Regions from separate parts of the Mus musculus genome. Here region 1 is linked to region 2. A link is a loop called in an ENCODE intact Hi-C map of the cell type or tissue named here. Cell type or tissue: heart. All regions are shown on one strand. Links, peaks and the distances in the headings refer to the core of each region. The heading gives the core; the rest is flanking DNA.

The links. A loop is a pair of places that touch in the nucleus more often than their neighbours do. Peaks named below come from ENCODE experiments on the same cell type or tissue, not always from the same donor. Only the 100,000 strongest peaks of a DNase experiment are listed, where the experiment ranks them.
Region 1: a loop joins it to region 2, with 2.1 times the contacts of the local background. A loop is called at or near these places in 9 of 42 quality-filtered maps.

What each region holds. Positions count from the first base shown.
Region 1 is chr16:91,594,672-91,602,671 of GRCm38, reverse strand. Tmem50b (transmembrane protein 50B) reads left to right here and starts at 4,992. Exons shown (of 7, transcript NM_030018.3): 1 at 4,992-5,090. In heart, for the core only: a CTCF peak has its summit at 3,219 (motif pointing right); DNase peaks (open chromatin) are centred at 4,871 and 7,371; H3K4me3 peaks cover 2,098 bases; H3K27ac peaks cover 1,360 bases; H3K27me3 peaks cover 1,232 bases.
Region 2 is chr16:91,643,162-91,653,590 of GRCm38, reverse strand. It overlaps Gart (phosphoribosylglycinamide formyltransferase), which reads left to right and starts at 6,619. Exons shown (of 22, transcript NM_010256.2): 1 at 6,619-6,707. Son (Son DNA binding protein) reads right to left here and starts at 5,767. Exons shown (of 12, transcript NM_178880.4): 1 at 5,607-5,767; 2 at 1,795-1,961. The coding sequence starts at 5,683. It overlaps Gm36712 (predicted gene, 36712), which reads right to left and starts at 1,823. Exons shown (of 1, transcript NM_001370901.1): 1 at 1-1,823. The coding sequence starts at 1,531. The coding sequence ends at 1,175. In heart, for the core only: no CTCF peak of the experiment used is centred there; DNase peaks (open chromatin) are centred at 5,300, 5,800 and 6,550; H3K4me3 peaks cover 4,109 bases; H3K27ac peaks cover 2,890 bases.

The sequences.
Region 1 (8,000 bases), core at 1-8,000, 49 kb after region 2:
TTGTGAGCCACCATGAGGTTGCTGGGATTTGAACTCTGGACCTTCGGAAGAGCAGTTGGTGCTCTTACCCACTGAGTCATCTCTCCAGCCCCCATCTATTTATTTTTTTAAAAAGATTTTATTATTTATTTATTTATTTATTTATTTGATGTATACGTACACTATCACTGTCTTCAGACATACCAGAGGAAGGCATCTGATTCCATTACAAATGGTTGTGAGCCACCATGTGGTTGCTGGGAATTGCACTCAGGACCTCCTGAAGAGCCTTCAGTGCTCTTAACCACTGAGCCATCTCTCCAGCCCCATCCATTTATTTTATTGTGTATGAGTGCATGCCCACTTGTATGTGGATTATTTTATTGTGTATGTGTGTATGTGGAAGCCAGAGGACAATTTGAAGGAATTGGTTCTCTCCTACTTCATGAAATCCAGTGATCACCCTAGTTCTCCAGCCCTGTCAGCAAGCCCCTCTCCCCTAAGCCAGCTCCCAGGCACAGAGAGCTCTGTTTACAAGGGCTTTAACCCTGTTCCCGAGGCCACCATCCTTGAGATCAGCCATAGGATTTCAATATACGAACCAGGTCTGAGGAGGCGTTACTTTCAGATCATACCCCTTACCACACTTCCCCCCAGATTTACAAGTCACATTAATTTTATTATTTAAGCCAATATGAGGTGACGTTTTTCTGTTCCTTGTCACGAAAAGAAGCAAACTAAACAGTTTGTTAGTCTCCACCACAGAAAGTCTCGTTTCCTCTTCTTCCAGACGCAATCTCTCTCTCTCACACTGGAGGTGTCCTAGTGCTATGTCTGTCGCTGTGATAAAATACCCAGACAAAAGACAACCTGCAGAGAGGGTTCATTTTTGGCTTATAATATAGGGTTTCAGTCCATCAGAGAAGTCGGGGCTGCAGGAACTTAAAACAGCCAGTCACATCAGACCTACAGCCAAGAGCAGACAGCGCACGCCTGTCCCCTGCTCAGCACACATTCTCTTACACTATCCAGGCCCCCAAACCAGGGAACGGTGCCCCTTTCTCAGGCCAAGTCTTCCCACATCAATTAGAGCAGTCACGACACTCTCCCATGGCTCTCCCCTAGCCATGTCTGCATGTGTGCAATAAATCTTCATGTCACACGCGTTAAGGAAATGGTAGCATTGGTGCGATCAGAGGGTAAAGCTTTTAGTACAAGTGCCATAAAGTGTCACCTCATATGCAGGCCTGACTTCTGAAGAGGAACCTCAGCAATAATCACCATGACCCAGGTGACAGAGGTGTTTCTAAAGTAAAGCTAGTGGGTGAAGCCGTTCTGTTACTCAACACAGTAAACCCTCTGAAGAGGAGACGCAGTATTTGAAAGTGTTTACACTTCCATGTGGAAACAGCCCACTGCAATCTTTTAGTTCCCATGGAGTAGGGTTTGCTTTGCACTCTTAGAAGATGGGCTATGAATTGCACCGTTAGTAGTACAGTCCTTGGCTGGCAGTTAAGGACGAATCAGAACAGCCCACCCAGCCTGAACTGCTCTCTGTTCTTGGTAGGTTTCTTTCTGGAGTAGAGCTCATTGGCTGTTTTGGGTGAAGTGGATCTTCGGCTCTGGTCCAAGGCAGAAAAGGATCCCAAAGTTTCTGCCGCAGACCCTCTGGGCCCCTTTGTCTGCGTGGAATGGGTCTCTAGTCGTGGGTGGACAAAGTGTAGGATGAGGGACAAACAGATGCACACAGGAGAGGTCGTGTGGAATCTGAATGTAATTTGTCAAATCGAGCGTCGGACTTTTTATGCAGAAGACAATAAGGAAGTTGGGTGACACACCAAAAGTACAAGCAAGGTACAAAGAGGTTACTGGATTCTTACATAAAACAGAGGAATGCAAACACAGAAGGTCTAACAGGAACCACCTGGGATAGAATTCATTGTTAACAACTGGGATCAAAAAGGGCTCCACCTGGGCTGGTGAGATGGCTCAGTGGGTAAGAGCACCCAACTGCTCTGCCAAAGGTCCAGTGTTCAAGTCCCAGCAACCACATGGTGGCTCACAACCATCCGTAACAAGATCTGACGCCCTCTTCTGGTGTGTCTGAAGACACCTACAGTGTACTTACATATAATAAATAAATAAATCTTTAAAAAAAAAAAAAAGAAAGAAAAAGGGCTCCACCTAAGATTCACTATCTTAGAAGCCAGGGTCAAGGGCTTCATGCCCTTGCCATAGTTCCTATTTTAGTCTGTTGAATAGTCCACCTTCCCCTTAGGCCATTGTAAATACGTGTGTGTGTGTGTGTGTGTGTGTGTGTGTGTGTGTGTGTGTATGGGTGTAACTCAGCTATAGTCTTAGAAGCCAGGTGTGAGGTCTTTACTCTCCTAGGGCAAGGGCTTTCACACCCAAGTCATGGTTCTAACTAGGGAGTTCCGTTCTAGCTAACCGTCTCAAGAATAATGCAATACTCTAAAACCACAGCCCAATCTACTTCCTAAACCATTGTAAATTCCTGTATATGGGAGCGACTTGGCTTTTATTGATAGTGTAATACGAGAGGCTATTCTGAATGTCACTGTCTAGCTCAAGGACGTTCTAGGACTGTTGGAACACTGAGGCTTTAGCTATGTCAGAATTCAATCTTAAAAGGCACTTATAATAGGATGATACTGAAAGAGAGCATGTGGATCCATACACTAGATTAACGCGGGAATGGAGAATTAAGAGAACTCCAGACTCCAGGAGGAGAGCTTCCTTGAAACTCTTTTTGCCTCATGAGCAGCTTTTAGGCATCCCTGCCTGACAGGCTGACTCGACTGGAGTGCCGTGGCAAGTTTCAAAATCTCCCCAGCCTGGGGAGCCTCGACAGACAGGTGCTCAGGCCAGAATCTAACAACGTATATGAGCAGCAGGGTGTGCTGGCTCACTCGGAGGCAGAGACAGGTGGATCTCTATGAGATGGAGATCAGTCTGGTCTACAAAGCAAGTTCCAGGGCAACCAGGGCACTGTTACACAGGAAAACCATGTCTTGGAAACAAACAATCAAAAAAATCAGCAACAAGACAAAACAAAACCACCAAAGTATATGATTGCATAGCATTTGGTGGAGTTCCAATTCAAGTAATGCATGTATGGAGGTCTGGTCTTTTTCTTCAATATTCAAACTCATTTTATGTGTATGAGTGGTTTTATTTCCCTATTTATTTATTTATTTCATGTATATAAGTATACCATTGCTCTCTTCAGACACACCAGAAGAGGGCACCAGACTCCATTGTAGATGGTTGTGAGTCACCATGTGGTTGTTGGGAATTAAACTCAGGACCTCTGGAAGAGCAGTTGGTGCTCTTAACCATTGAGCCATCTCTCCAGCCTGTGTATTTTTGTTTTGCCTGAATGCATATATGTGCACCATTTGCATGCTTGATGTCCAGGGAATCCAGAAGAGGAAGGTGGCCCCTGGATCTGGAGTTACAGGTGGATGTGAGCCCCACTCTGGGTCCTCCGGTAGAGCATCTTCCCAGTCCCCCTTGCCCCCCTTTTTAACTGATGGAGAAGTGAAAGCAGACGGCACATTCTGGACAGGCAACGCACTACTACTACACTATATCCCAGATCCTCCAGTAGTTTTGAGACAGGACCTCACTTCAGCTTGATCTTTTGTTTTGTTTTGTTTTGTTTTGTTTTTGTTTTTGTTTTTTTCGAGACAGGGTTTCTCTGTATAGCCCTGGCTGTCCTGGAACTCACTTTGTAGACCAGGCTGGCCTGGAACTCAGAAATCCACCTGCCTCTGCCTCCCAAGTGCTGGGATTAAAGGCGTGCGCCACCACGCCCGGCTCGGTTTGGTCTTGAATTTGCTGTGTAATCCAGTCTGACTGGAAATAGAAATATGCTTGAGACCATGATCATACCCAAGCTGAGACATTTTGGAATGCAGGGATCACAGGCATGTATCACCACACCTGTTTATATGATGCTTGGGATACAAGCCAGAGCCTTATGTATTTAAGGCTAAATAATGTACCAACTGAACTACATTCCCTAGCTCTGGGACAGATACCTAAAGATGTTCCCTTCTGCTGCCCCTCTTGCTTGTTAGTGTGTGTGCATAATCCCATACTCCAAAAAGGAATTTATGCAGTGAATATTTATTGAATACCTAAATCCTAGATTATATACAAGAACTACAGGAGTAACAGGATCCAGGATGTCATTTGTGACAGTTACGTGACACAAAAATCTTTTTGCTTTACTCTATCTAGGTGAAGTGTGTTTTTACCTTCAATGTAGTAGTAACTTGGACTTTGCATCTTTCTTTAACTGCATTTATATTCTGTAGGAAATGTGGTTTTTGAAGTTATGCTGAAAAATCCAGAGGCAGTATCTCTAAAGGAGATAAGTAAAGATTTGCTCCCAAAACAAGCCAAAAATCTATTTGGATAGACGGAAAAAGGAATCAGGCTGAAATAGCTATGTAGCTTTGCTTTGCGGGTACCCTCAGAAAACCAGTACTGACTGGGATCCCTGGACCTGTAACTTCATCTTCTGAGGTCTTGGTTTTTGAACGTCTTGGAGTGCGTTCTCGACTCTCGGCAGCTGGTGAACAATGCTCAACTGCTGATATGCAAGAGGACCTTGCGTAATAGGCTTGGGTTCCCCGTACCGGTGCTCTCACCGATGCTGAGGCGCTTGAGTTTACACTACTACCGCAAACCGCAGCAGGAGAGGTCCGGACCTCAGCTCCAGGACGCAGGTAGAGCACCGCGCCAGCCCCGCCCTCAGGAATCAAGCCCCGCCCTCTATCTAATCGGTCGCACTATGATTGGTCTCCGCAGAGCGCACGGGTCCAGCCCCGTTCCGCCTCTGAGGTCCCGGTCCCGCCTCCAGGGGTTATGCCCCGCCCACGCAGGCCACTTGCTGCAATCCCATTGGTTCCTGCGGTGCGCACGGCGCCTCGCCCCCGCCCCACCGGCGCCCTGGCCTCCCGCCCGCCGCCGGCCCCCGGCTCCCGGACTGAGGTTGATCGGGCCGCTGCTTCCCGGACAGACGCGCGCCCTCGACGTCCCTGCTCCTGCCTGGGCTCGGTGTAGACTTCGCAGGTAGCCGGGTGAGTGCGGTTGGCAGGTCTCGGGTTTCTGTGATCTGCCGATCGAACGCAGGGCGCCGGCCCGGCGCGGCCTGAGGTTCTGTGGCGCCGCCCGTGTCGGTGCCAAGGAGCGCGCGGGCGACCGGCGGGGCCCGGCCTGCGCCCGCGTCCTCTCGGCGCCCCGTGGCCCTGACGCCGCCGTGACCCGCGCTCAGCCGAGGCAGGCCGCTCCGCCGCGCATCTCGTCCTGAGTCTGGGGAGGTCCCCAAGGCGATCGGTAGGGGATGGAGGTCCTGTGGGGCACCGCCGCAGCCGCCACCGAGGCCCCACGAGCGTCTGGGGACGAGCGACCCTCCCGTTTGCTCGGAGCCGTTGCCAGGAACTGTCCTTGTATCCTTGACTTTCCCCTCCATCCTGCAAGCGCTGGGGGGAGAGGGAGGAGAGGGAGGAGAGGGAGGAGAGGGAGGGAAGTCTTTGGGAATTCATCCTAAGTGGCGAGTGGCCTTTTCAGAGAAGTAGCAGAGCAGTGGTCGTTGTAGGCTAGGCCATTTTGGTCTTTAGCCAGTAAGTTGGTTTTCACCACTGGAAGGTACTTGAGCCTGAGAGGTGGGTAGATACGTGACCTTTCCGACCGTAGCAGCAGAGGGCTGGGCTCGCTCTTCCACCTTGCTGCTGCGATGGGAGGAGGGGCGTGGGAATTCAAACCTCTCGCTGGAGTAGATATGCTCACCCTCAACAACATCCACCCCCCTACCCCCCCGTGCATCCTTCGCGCTCCAACTCTTCACCCTATTTGTACCACAAATCCCATTTCTAGATAATTCCAGGGGCGCTTATTCCCAGGCTTCTCATCCTCCTTTCTCGTTTGTCTTTTCTACCTGTGTGCGGCTTCCAAAAACCAGAGCCAAGCAATTTAAACACTTAAACGAGCATAGTGTTCAAAGACTTCCTGATCCTAAAAATGAAACCCAGAGGTTAATTTGCATAGCGATGCTTCAAGAAAAGCAGGTTTAATCGGAACGGGGTGAGGATGTAGTTTTTTCCTCTTCAGGAGACACACCCTTTGATCCTCCCCATTCTTCCTCTATCAGCTAGACAGCAGCCTTCAACGCTATTGCGTTGTTTGGTTTTGGTTTTGGTTTTCTAAATTCACTACTGGGGTCAATTGATTAAAGAATCAATCTTGCTTAGTCCTTATGTGTCTTTTAATGTAATAAACATTGAAGAAGATTATCAAGTAAAGTTTTCAGACAATACAGAAACAGCAAATAAAAAGTGAAACCCTCCAGCACGCCTTAAATCCCAGCACTCAGGCAGGTGAGGCCAGTCTTGTCTACAGCTCCAGTTCCAGGACTGCCAGGACTATACAGAGAAACCCTGTCTTGAAAAAAAGGCTGGGGGAGTTCCTCAAAATTCTCTCCTTCACTCTCCACTCTTTATGTCCCAGTTCTACTCTTTTTTTTTTAATTATTTATTATATGTAAGTACACTGTAGCTGTCCTCAGATACTCCAGAAGAGAGCATCAGATTTTGTTACGGATGGTTGTGAGCCACCATGTGGTTGCTGGGATTTGAACTCGGGACCTTCAGAAGAGCAGTCGACGCTCTTAACCACTGAGCCATCTCGACAGCCCCCCAGTTCTACTCTTAAGGAGGCCATCATAACACAATGCTATTTGGCAACAGATAATGACACATTTACACATTGATGTATGTAGACTAATCTTTTTTTTTTTTAATTAAAATTTTAAAAGTTGCTAAGAGGGCTGGAGAGGTGGCTCAGAGGTTGAGTGCTCCCTGCTATGAAAGAGGACCCAAGTTCAGTTTCTTGACTGAAGCCACATCAGACTCACAGCTCCCCTGAAACTCACACTCCAGGGAATCCCATGACTTTGGCCTCTGTGGGCACCTGCACTCAGATGCACTCCACACAGGATCACATATATACAATTTCAAAAGCCGTGTGCTGTTATTTGGATGTACAATAATGTGTTTTTGGTCTCTTACTGATAGACATTTTGGTTGCTTCACCTTGTAGGAGAGAGTCCTAAACACCAAAGCTGGGCCTAGCCAGGGCATCTGGAGGGCTCCATTCCAAGGGCTGGAAGGACAGCAGATACAGTCATTCCTGCGTTTTGTTCACCCGCAGCTTGTCTGCACTCTCCAGGGTCCATCACAGTCAAACCTTGCTCTCTGTGAGGCAAGGCCCAGTGGGTCTCAGGGCTTACAGGAGGAAGGCATCAGCGTGCCATCAAGATGAAGCCAGCCCTGCCAATTGGAGGGAGGGAGGACTCTGGGCCAGGCTCCAGGGCCATCAGCACAGGTTGGAGGCTGCCAGAGCAGTTGGGGCTGTGCGCTGCTTCCATTTGGCCTGCCATGCTCTGCCTCAGGGCACAGCTGGCTTCCTTAGCGTTCCTCCCTGGGTTGGCTCTCTCCTGTAGCATGCATTAGGTTGAGGGGTTTACCCTCTCTAGTGGTGCTCAAAGGCTGTTGGGGTTTGCTGAGAGGTGACCGTTTGTGAGCCCCTGAGGCCCTGCTTCGGTTCTCTTCCTCGCCCTGATTGATACAGTTGGCTAATAGATTCTCTCTAGGTTCTGCAGCTTCGCCCCACCCTGACCTGCTCCTGGGCTGCTGTTAAGCACTCCTCAGACCCTGGGCCATTTCCCCACTCATCACAGAGAAGTGCCACTTCTCTGTGAGTTTAATGTGGCGTGTGGCTCTGTTTTCATCCCCGAGTTGGGTATTTGAACCCCTTGAATACAAACAATGTAGAAGTATAGTCTCTAGGGACCCTGGAAATATTTTGTTGTTATTTTCTCTGTAATCTCTCTTGTCATTTTTATGTGAACTTCTGCTTCTGGTTCTCTAGTTTCCTTTGATTCCTGACATCCACCCTCCACACATAATTGTTTGCTTGAGATAGTTTCTTGC
Region 2 (10,429 bases), core at 1,439-9,438:
GCCTTGTCAAATTACTGACACACTGTACAGTCCCTGGGTTTGATCTCCAGGAAGACAGAACAACAAAAAGTCTACCAAGTACAAGGAATGTGCTTATTTACTACATGGACATTTTCAACACAATCCAAGTGAATCCTTCTAAACAAGAACGCCTGAACAAATACACCAACGCAACTACAGAGCTCACTTTTTAAAACTGTCATATTCTGATAAAACCACGTTTCCCTAAACACTTTATTCTTGAATACAGACCTAACATTTCAACTTGCCTATTACAAATAAGACAGTTTACACTATCTTAAAACCGCACAGTAAAATTTACCCTATAGATTATAAATAAGATAAATCTTAAGGAAATGGCTAGTCAAATATACCAGTGATTCCTACTATAGAGAAAAAACACCAACACCAACATGGCATCATACCAAAAGAAAATCAATCAATTTTTAATGCTTATTTCACAGCATGAAAAGGTAGTTTATACCTAACCAGACATGATCTAAGCCAGACTAGTTGTTATTTTAAACTGTCTTATGAACCATACTATATACCTAACTCCTATACTTAATAATTTAGTCTTGTGATTAACCACAGATTCTTCATTTTTAATCACCCATTATTTAATCAATTCCAAAAAAGAAATTGTATACAACGAAAGTGCCTCAACCTGCTTTGTACAAACAAGTCAACTTTTAAGCATGGGCTTTAAAACAAAATGTAATGTGGTTTAAAACCAGTAGAGATTTAGTTCAGGATATTGCAGCTTATAAAATTGACACTTCAGAGCTAGAACAATCTGCTGAAGAGCTTACACTGTTCTTACAGCTGCCCATCCTCCAAGTCTGGGGGACCCAAGACTTTCCTCCTCTTGCTTTCCTCAGCCCCAACCACACATGTGTGGCTCAGTACACGCAAACACCCAAATGTACCAAACAAAAATTAAGGGAGGAAAAACACACCAAGAGCTACTTTTTTTTTTTTTTTAACTGCTCACAGGTCTTTATCACTAATGGGGTCCCAAGCTGTCTCTCACTGAGGGTTCCACCAAGCTAGTGTCCTCCTGTCAGGGGGAAGGTCCTGGTGGCCAGGCACCTGGTTTGGAGAAGGACTTCATCCCTCTCTAGGAGTTGCTGGTGTTTGATGTCAGGAAGAAGATGGGGAGGGACACAGGCCATCAACACCCAGACCCCCATGATATCCCAGCTGGGGATGCAGGGTAGTAGGGACTAGGGGTATACCCCAGCCTCAGCAGCCTGAGGGCTTCAGGAATCAGGCTCCTGGTATAGCGCCAGAGAAGTGGCTCTGGGCAAGGGCTCCTGAGTGGTGGCAGGGCTTCGGAAAAAGTCACAGGGGGGCTGCAGTAGTGGTGGTAATTACGTAGGCTGAGTTGGAAGAAATGGGTGGCCATGTTCTCCTCAGACAGGAACTGCCTGTGCAAAGGTTCCCTGGCGTCCAGTCCACGAGTCACCCCAGTGGTGGCCCGTGGGTCCCGATTTGGGGGACCTTGCTCCAGGGGCTGTTGCAGGATCATTATGGCTCCAAGAGCTACTTTTAAACGAGTTATTTACACAACCCTTCAAAGAAAATACACAGAAAAATCCTGACATTGAGTTACAACAAAATTGAATTAAATAAAAAGAAAAATCTTATTTTACCAGTGAAACAAGAACTTCAATGCCCCTGTTTGAGTAGACTATTTTCAAAGACACTATGAAAAAAATAACCTAAAAATAGTGCAATTAACATTCAAATTTTTCAAAAGATTTTTGAAACTGACAGTGAGCGTCAGCTTACCGGGCTTGTACCGCAGCTCCGTATCTAAGACCCCAGAGAGGACCTCCTCTATCTTCTGCACTATTTCTTCATTTGGGAGACTCCTTGCAGAGGCAGCTGTGTCACCTGCCTGGTTCCCTTCAATGGGTGGATTTGTTTCACCATTCAGCTGGCCTTCACTCCTTCCACTTGACAAGAAAAACATTTCAAAGTTCATTAATACTTCCATCATACTATAATAAATCGGTAATTCGACATTAATAACGTAATTAACATGATCTTACATTATATTATGCTACCCATAAGCCTCAAGATTTTCTATTTCAGATGTTTGCCATTAGTACATAAAGTTTCAAGAACTAAGACAGTTAAAGAACTTTTAAAATCAGACGTCCAACTGTGTTTTCAAAATAAGATAAGCTACAAGTGGTGGCCTTTAATCCCAGCCCTCCCTCAGCACTCAGGAGGCAGAGGCAGGAGGATCCCTGTTGAGTTGAAGACCAGCCTGGTTTACATTGAAAGTTCCAGGACAACACAGAAAACCCGTCCCCCATCCACCCCCAAAAAAATAAAGAAAGAAAAAGAAAAAAATATAATTGTTATGATTAAAACAACTTAAAGCTTCCAGTTACCTAAGTAACAATGAGCTAATTCACATTCACAAAGAAAAACAGACGACCAAGCATTATGGTAGAAAGCCACACTGTGCACTGATCACAAACCATCCAGGCAAACACTGTGTAAAGGGCTGCTTGTAGCCTCTTCATATTCAGACTGTAACTGAAATGCTGTAAATTTTAAAAAGAAAACCATGTGCCGGGCGTGGTGGTGCACGCCTTTAATCCCAGCACTAGGGAGGCAGAGGCAAGCGGATTCCAGAGTTCAAGGCCAGCCTGGTCTACAAAGTGAGTTCCAGGACAGCCAGGGCTATGCAGAGAAACCCTGTCTCAAAAAACCAAAAAACAAACAAACAAACAAAAAAAAAAAACTTGTACTTAAAAGTCTGCTTACTAAACAACTTATGAAATTCAAGAATTTTACACAGAACAAGTGGCAATTCATTTATACTAATAGTAAAATGATCAATAGCTTGTCTTCAGATCACAGGGCCAGAGCATCACCATAGATAAAACAAGGTCATTCACATAAACATTTTTTACTATTTTTGGATAAACTTGCAAAAAATTTAAAATGCATTCAGTTTGAATTAGAATTTTGCTACCTGAATGCACATAAAACTGCTACCTGCTAACAGTTTTATTAAAGAAACAGAACACTTTAGTGAGGAATGATTGGTTTTCTAACACACAAACCTTGTTAGGCTAATAACATTTCTAAATACATACATACTAGTGCCACTTTCTTTTGTTTTATTTCCAAGACAAAGGCCTCACTATGTAGCCCTGGCAGTCTAAAACTCAAGAGATATGTGCCCACCTCTGCCCATCTGCTGGGACTAAAGGCCTGCACCACCATACCTGGCCTGCCACCTATTTTTAAAAACCATGAAATTTTAACAAGAGTCCACAACCAGGACTATTATTGTTTCTATAAATGGAGGAAAAAACTGTATGCAATAAATTGTGTGTTAGTCTCACCACCTATACTGATATATAAGCAAATAGGGGGAAAGTAGCTCACTCAAATGGCAAATTAAAAAAAAATGTTTTTATACTGATTATGCCATAAACCAGGCTGGTTTTTCTAATGCTCTCACTTACACTTTTTTTTTTTTTTTTTTTTAAGATAGGGTCTCTCTACTTTGTCTGGCCTAGAACTCACTACTGTAGACCAACTACCTCACAGGGATTGATTTTCTTGCCTCTGCCTTGTGAGCACTAGGATTAGAGGTTTGTTCCAGTCATCTAGGGCTGGGCAGGAGGACAATTCAGGCACTGTGAAGCAGAAGCAGAGGCAGGGAGAGCTTTCTTTAAAAAAAAAAAAGAAAGAAAGAAAGAAAGAAAGAAAGAAAGAAAGAAAGAAAGAAAAGAAAAGAAAAGAAAAGAAAAGTCAAATCAATCTATAAAAAATAATTTTCCTTAAAGCTACCAGAATGTTAATTACAATTACTAAAAAGCAGTTAGAATTTTAAACCATTTATCTGTCCAACAATAAATATCCTAAAAAGGAATTTATGTAGTTATGAAAAGTGTTCCAATAATTGAGACTTTGAAGGACAAACCTGCTCATAATCTATTATGTCTAAAATACAATACAAAATGACCACACTAAGAGAAAACACATTAAAAGGGCACGATGGCACAAGCCTTTTACAGAAGCAGAGGCGGGTGGATCTCTAAAGTTCAAGGCCAGCCTGGTCTTCAGAGCCACACAAAGAAACCCAGTCTCCAACCCCCACCCTACAAAAAAGTAAATACAACCAGTACAAGAGACTGCTTGAGTTTCAGAATGGTGGTAGCACTGGCCTTTAATCCCAGCAGAGGCAGGCAGATTCCTATTAGGGCAAGGCCGGCCTAATCTACACAGTGAATTCTAAGTCAGCCAGGACTACCTAGTGAGACCCTGACTCAAAAATCAAAGGTTTCCAGGTAAAATGATATTCCCTTAGTTTATGTTTCATCTCATTAAACAAACAAAAAAAAATACCCAATGTCTCAAAATGTTAAAAAGCAACACAGTGTATAAATATTTTTATTTAAAAAAAAAATTGTGACGCCACCATTGATTGAAAGATGACAACAGGGCAGCTTCAGCTACAAAGCTGTAAGCCATGACATTAGAGCCTGTCCACAAAAAAGAAAAAAAAAAAAAAGAAAGAAAACAAAAACAGCAACAAACAAAAACACCCTATCTTGAAAAAAAAACAATTTCTGCAATAAAATATGATTAACATTATTCTATCCACAGTCCCAGGTAATTTGGGCATATAATTTACAACTGCTTATCAGATGATTTTTCTAACTTATGTATTGCTCTGTTCTCAACTTAAACCATTCGTTAAAAAATAAAAGTAAAAAATATTTACCTCTGAATATTTCCTTAAGTTATAACATAACCCACACTATTTTCCTAAGTAAACAACTGAGGAGATCTCTTCAACATTAAATTCTGAGAACCAAGGCTAACCTCTGAAGTCTACTGGCAGTGACAAAAATCCGTCCGTTAAGTCGGGGTAGCAAGGAAAAATAACAAAAATAACACATACTCCACTTTCTACTCAATCAAATTACGCATCCAGCAGTTCCAAAGCCCCCTCCTATCATCCTCTCGAATATTTGATCTTGTATCTTACATCGAACTGAGATGTTTCAATTTACAACTGTGAAAAGAGTGCTAATCCGGTCTGAAGCACAGAGCAGTAACCGGGGCCCAAATCGTCTAATAAATAGACTGCGGTGGCCAAACGATCGCAAGCGTACAATAATAAAGAAGTTTTAAGGTTACCCAAGAAGCGGCCGTTAGAGACCCTTTCCGGCCATAGACACCGGCCGGCGAAATGCGCGGAGGCGGGGAGGGGGAGGGGAAAGGCGGCGGCGGAGGAGGAGCTGGGAAGGGAACTAGGCCCGTCCCTGGTGGACGCCGGGCCTCCGAGTAGCTGGAGGGTAGGGGGTGTCCAAACGAGGGAAAGGTGACCGTCTTAACTGGAAGAAAGAAACGGCGTGTGCGACACCGCGGAAGAGACGATCTTTCGCGAAAGGAACGAACGGGGAACTGGGGGGGTGGGGGGGGGGGCGGAAAATGGATCCCAGGCCCAGGCGGGGCCGTAGCGGGGCCTGAGCCGAGAAACGACGGCGTTCCGTGAAAGATGCCACGGGAGGCTAGATGAAGCCCTAACAGCCCGCGAGGAGCAGAAAAGTCTGGGAAGCGTTTACCTGGAAAGCTCCTGTTGTATTTCCCGGAATTTACTGACCACGAAAGACCTGAAAACCTGCTCGATGTCGGCCGCCATGGCGTCCGCTCCGTTCTCTCAACTACTCCTCGCTAGTCCTCCAGGCTCCCAGCATGCCTCGGGAGGAGGCGCAGCGGCCAATTCCTTTTATCCCTTTCCTGATTGGCTCGTGAGGGAGCGTCCGCACGGGCTCGCTCCACCCACGAGCCAATCAGCGAACACCGGCCCGCTCTCCTCCGCTGTTTCTGAGCCGCCGGGGTAGAGCTGCTGACGTTTGCGCCGCGCACGAACTCGGCCGCCATGTTAGTGGTTGACGCAGGCGCCATTACAGGAGAAGTCGCTCCCGAGGCGACCGCGACAGCTTCGGCTGTTGATCCCCTCAGCCTGCGGGGACTCCTAAGAGGCTTTCTATAGGGAGTAAATGCCTGAGATTAGAGGCCATGGAAAAAAAAAAAAGCTGGGGGACGAGAAAAGCCTCGGCTTGTCCGGCACGGAGCTCGAACGCGTTTGTTGCAAGCGCCAAGTTTACTTTGGTCAGGGAGACGTGCATGAGAAAGAAATCCCCGTCCCGCGTCCCCACTATGAGTTGGAAAGGAGCCATTCCCATTCTGCCTCGATGCTTGCTATAACCGGCCTCGCGTAGTTTTTAGCAAAGGCTGGAGCGTCTGAGCGACCTGCGTTCTAAACGCAGTGCGCTTGAGCTGCTCCGGAGTCCAGCCCTGGCCGCTCCGCCCTGGCGCTTGGTGAGCAGCCACAGTCAGGCAGCCTCGGCTCTGCCCCCAGTGTAGGAGGCTCTGGGGTAAACGCAGGGACCTTAAGTGACAGCCCCTGACGAGCATCATCAGCTCTAATCGTGGTGCCAGGGATTCTGAGCCCGGCTAGGCAGCGGGCTCCGACCGCACCCTAAGGCGGGAGGAACCCCCACGGGTCGCCTCGCGGGCGGGGACCTAGGCGGGCTGCGGCCAATGAGCAGCCGAGTCCATCGGAGGCGGGGCAGAGGCCGGGGCGCGCTGGATTCCCCGGGCCAACTTCCGGCGGGTGCGAGTGGCGGGTGCGAGCCGGAGCTGCGTGGCGGGGCTTGCAGGTGCGTGAATGCCTTAGTTCTTAAGATGATGCGTGGACTGCCTAAACGCTTTGACCCATGGGTTTAACCTCAGCGACCGGTGCTACTCTTGAAACGAAACTGGCGTGACTGGCGAAAAGCCCACGTGCTTTGCACGGCCTTGATGGAGGTCGGCCAGGTAGTTCTTTCCCAGCTTTCTAATTCTGAGGCCGGGTCCAGGTTTCTGTGCATCTCTGCCTTGTAAAGACAGACCCTGTACACCGATGGTTTTTTTATCCGCTCTAGTTTTATCACAGTAACTAACCATTTACCTGGACCACTTTCGTATTTGGTTTCTACTTTTTCAAAACAAATATTTGGAAGTGGTTTTAACCGATTCTTTTATTCTCTCCTTACCCTATTCTCTTGTTCTCGCTATAAATTGCCTGTTAGTTAACTGACACCCAAGAAGTTACAAAAGACTCTCCGAGTCTCCCGGCTAGTAAGGCCTTGACACCGGAGCCCAGGCACCCAGCCGCTGCTGGTGAAGAGACCAGTCCTGCTATTTCACAGATCCTGACTAGTAAAATGAAAATTGTCTTCTTGCACTGCTTTCTTATTCAAGTTAGATTTTTTAAAAAGTTTAATGGCTTCAGCTATTTCTCTAAGAAAATGACACAGAATTGAACTAAAGTCTATCTTATGTGTAGGAGCGTTGTCCCTTACATGTATGTTTGTGCCCACGTGCATACAATGAACGCCCCAAAGAAGCCGGAAGAAAGCATTCAGTCTCCAGACCCAGATTAGGATGTTTGTGAGCCACCTTGTGGGTGCTGGGAGACTAAACCCCAGCCCTCTGCAAGAGAACTAAGTGTTCTTAACCTTACCAGTCTGCTTGGGTTTTCCTTAAATATGTAATCCCAAAGTAAAGGATCAATTTAGAATTTACATATTTCAGTTTTCTTCTTTCCGTAACCATCTTCTACATAAGTAAATATCTTGATAATATCTTTGCTCCCCCCCCTCCTTTTATTGGTGCTAGAATTTGAACACAAGGCTTCTATTCTAAGCAATAGGTATCAATTAGGTATATGAAGTAACAACACATAGCAAATTAGTACTTCCTATTTCTGGGTACTTTGTAGTATACAATATTTTTTTTTAAAGAATTGTTTATTTTATGTATGTGAGTACACTGTAACTGTCTGAAGACACACCAGAAGAGGGCATTGGATCCCATTACACATGGTTGTGAGCCACCATGTGGTTGCTGGGGATTGAACTCAGGACCTCATCAGTGCTCTTAACCACTGAGCCATCTTTCCAGCCCCCCCCCCCCCACACACACACACCTTTTTTTCTTAAAGAATTGTTTCAGTTAATTCTTTTTTTTTTTTTTTTTTTTTTAAAGATTTATTTATTTATTATATGTAAGTACACTGTAGCTGTCTTCAGACGCACCAGAAGAGGGCATCAGATCTCATTACGGGTGGTTGTGAGCCACCATGTGGTTGCTGGGATTTGAACTCCTGACCTTTGGAAGAGCAGTCGGGTGCTCTTACCCACTGAGCCATCTCACCAGCCCCCAGTTAATTCTTAAGAACTAAACTTTTAACAAATGCTTGTATTCAAATGAGATGTTAGTATTTAATTGTGGTTTCTAATAGATTTCCAATCTAGAGACTCCCGTAAGATCTCAAATCATAAGCCTGCAAGCTGTAGACAATAGACAAATGATTCTGCCACTTGTTTTTGTGTGGATACCAAACAAAACTGGTGGGAGGAGCCAGATGTGGTGGCACATGCTTGTAATCTCAGCACTAGGGAAGCAGAGGCCAGAGGATCTCGCTGAAGCCCTGAGACCTGCTGTAGCAAGTTCTCAGTCAACCAGGGATACAGAGGGGAAAAAATATTGAAGGAAACTGGTTGAAGTTGCAGTGCCCAAAATATGCTTAGTTTGTTATGGCCCTCCTGTGCATAATGGCTTCCTGTTGCTTAGAGTGCTGACTAGGCAAGGACCTCTGCCCACTGTGGACATAAATCCTTCCTCTGGGTGATGTACACTCACTTATGTCCTGTCAACATCACAATACAAACTTCATAGTTTGGACAATGCACAGATGGCCCTCAAATATATTTATTTCCTGGCCCTTGACAGAGAAATTGTGTACTGTTAATGCCTGTTCTCTGTGCCACCTCAAGGTTTAAATTTGGGTATAATGACACATGCCTGCTATCCCAGCTACTTGAAGACTGGGGCAAGAATCTGGTGTGTTTTCTTTCTTTCTTCTTTTTTTTTTTTTTTTTTTTTGGCTTTGGAGACAGGGTTTCTCTGCAGTTCTTGCTGTCATAGAGATCACTCTCTAGTCTGTAGACTGGCCCCAAACTCAGAGATCCTCCTGCCTCTACCTCCTGAGTGCTGGGATTAAGGGAATGTGCCAACACACACCAGCACAAAAGAATCTCTTGAGCTCAGAAATTCAGGCCTAGGGTAAGCAAAGTAGCAGGACCCCATCTCCTGAACGAATAAGCAAATATCGAAATCCATTTTCTTGCTAAGGGTTAATAATTATCAGATCTTCCAAAAGAGGAGGGATGTTGGTAGATTATTTCTCAGATAAGGTGCTGTATTAGTATGCAGGTTTTTAATTGGTTTGTTGGGTTTGCTGTTATGATATTACAGGCTAGGTAAATTACAGGGAAAAGATGTTTGTGTAGGCTTATGGTTACGGAGGTGTGTGGTCTCTGTAAGTGGGTCCACCTCCTTAGCACATGCCCACTTTTCCTGAAATGATGGTCATAGCTTTCCAATTCTAACCTCCCGGGGCTTTTTACAGGGGGGGGGTCTGACTTTTTAGCTTATTATTTTATGAATATTTTTCCTGCATGTATGTGTCCCTTGTGCCCAAGGAAGACATCAAAGAAAGGTTCTCTGGATCTAGAGTTACAAACAGTTGTTAGCCACCATACAAATGTTAGGAACTGAACCCAGGTCCTCTGGAAGAGCAACCTGAGCCATCTCTCTAGCTCTTGTTTTTTGGTTTTTTGTTTTGTTTTGGGTTTGTTTGGGGGTTTTTGGTTGGTTGGTTGGTTGGTTGGGTTTTTTTGTTTGTTTGTTTGTTTGTTTTTGTTTTTTTGTGAGACAGGGTTTCTCTGTGTAGCCCTGGCTATCCTGGAACTCCCTCTGTAAACCAGGCTGGCCTCAAACTCAGAAATTGGCCTGCCTCTGCCTCCCAAGTGTCGGGATTAAAGGCGTGCGCCACCACGCCTGGCCTAAATCCCAATTTCTAAATAACGAATCTCTGGATGAAAATGTCACATGTATAAAAACAAATGATTATGTGAAAATCCTATTTATAAATTATGATTTTTACAGCCAGGTATGGTAGCAATCCTAACACTTGGATAGTGGCTAAAACAGGGGGTTTCCCATGAGTTTGAGTCTAGCCTGAGCAACATAGCAAGACTTTCTCATAACAAAAAGAATAGCTGGAGGCACAGCTCAGTGGTTAAGAGCACTGACTGTTCTTCTAGGGGTCTGGGGTTTGATTACCAGCAACTAGTGACTAACAACCACCTGTACTACAAGCCCAGTTCCGGTGGATCCAACAATCTCTTCTGGCCTCCATGAACACATAGCACAGCTGTGGTACACAGGCATACATGCAGGCAAAACACCAGCACACATAAAAAATTAACAAAATGAAACACCACCAAAAAAGAGAAATTGTTTTTCAAAATACATGTGATGTAAAATGTCGCCT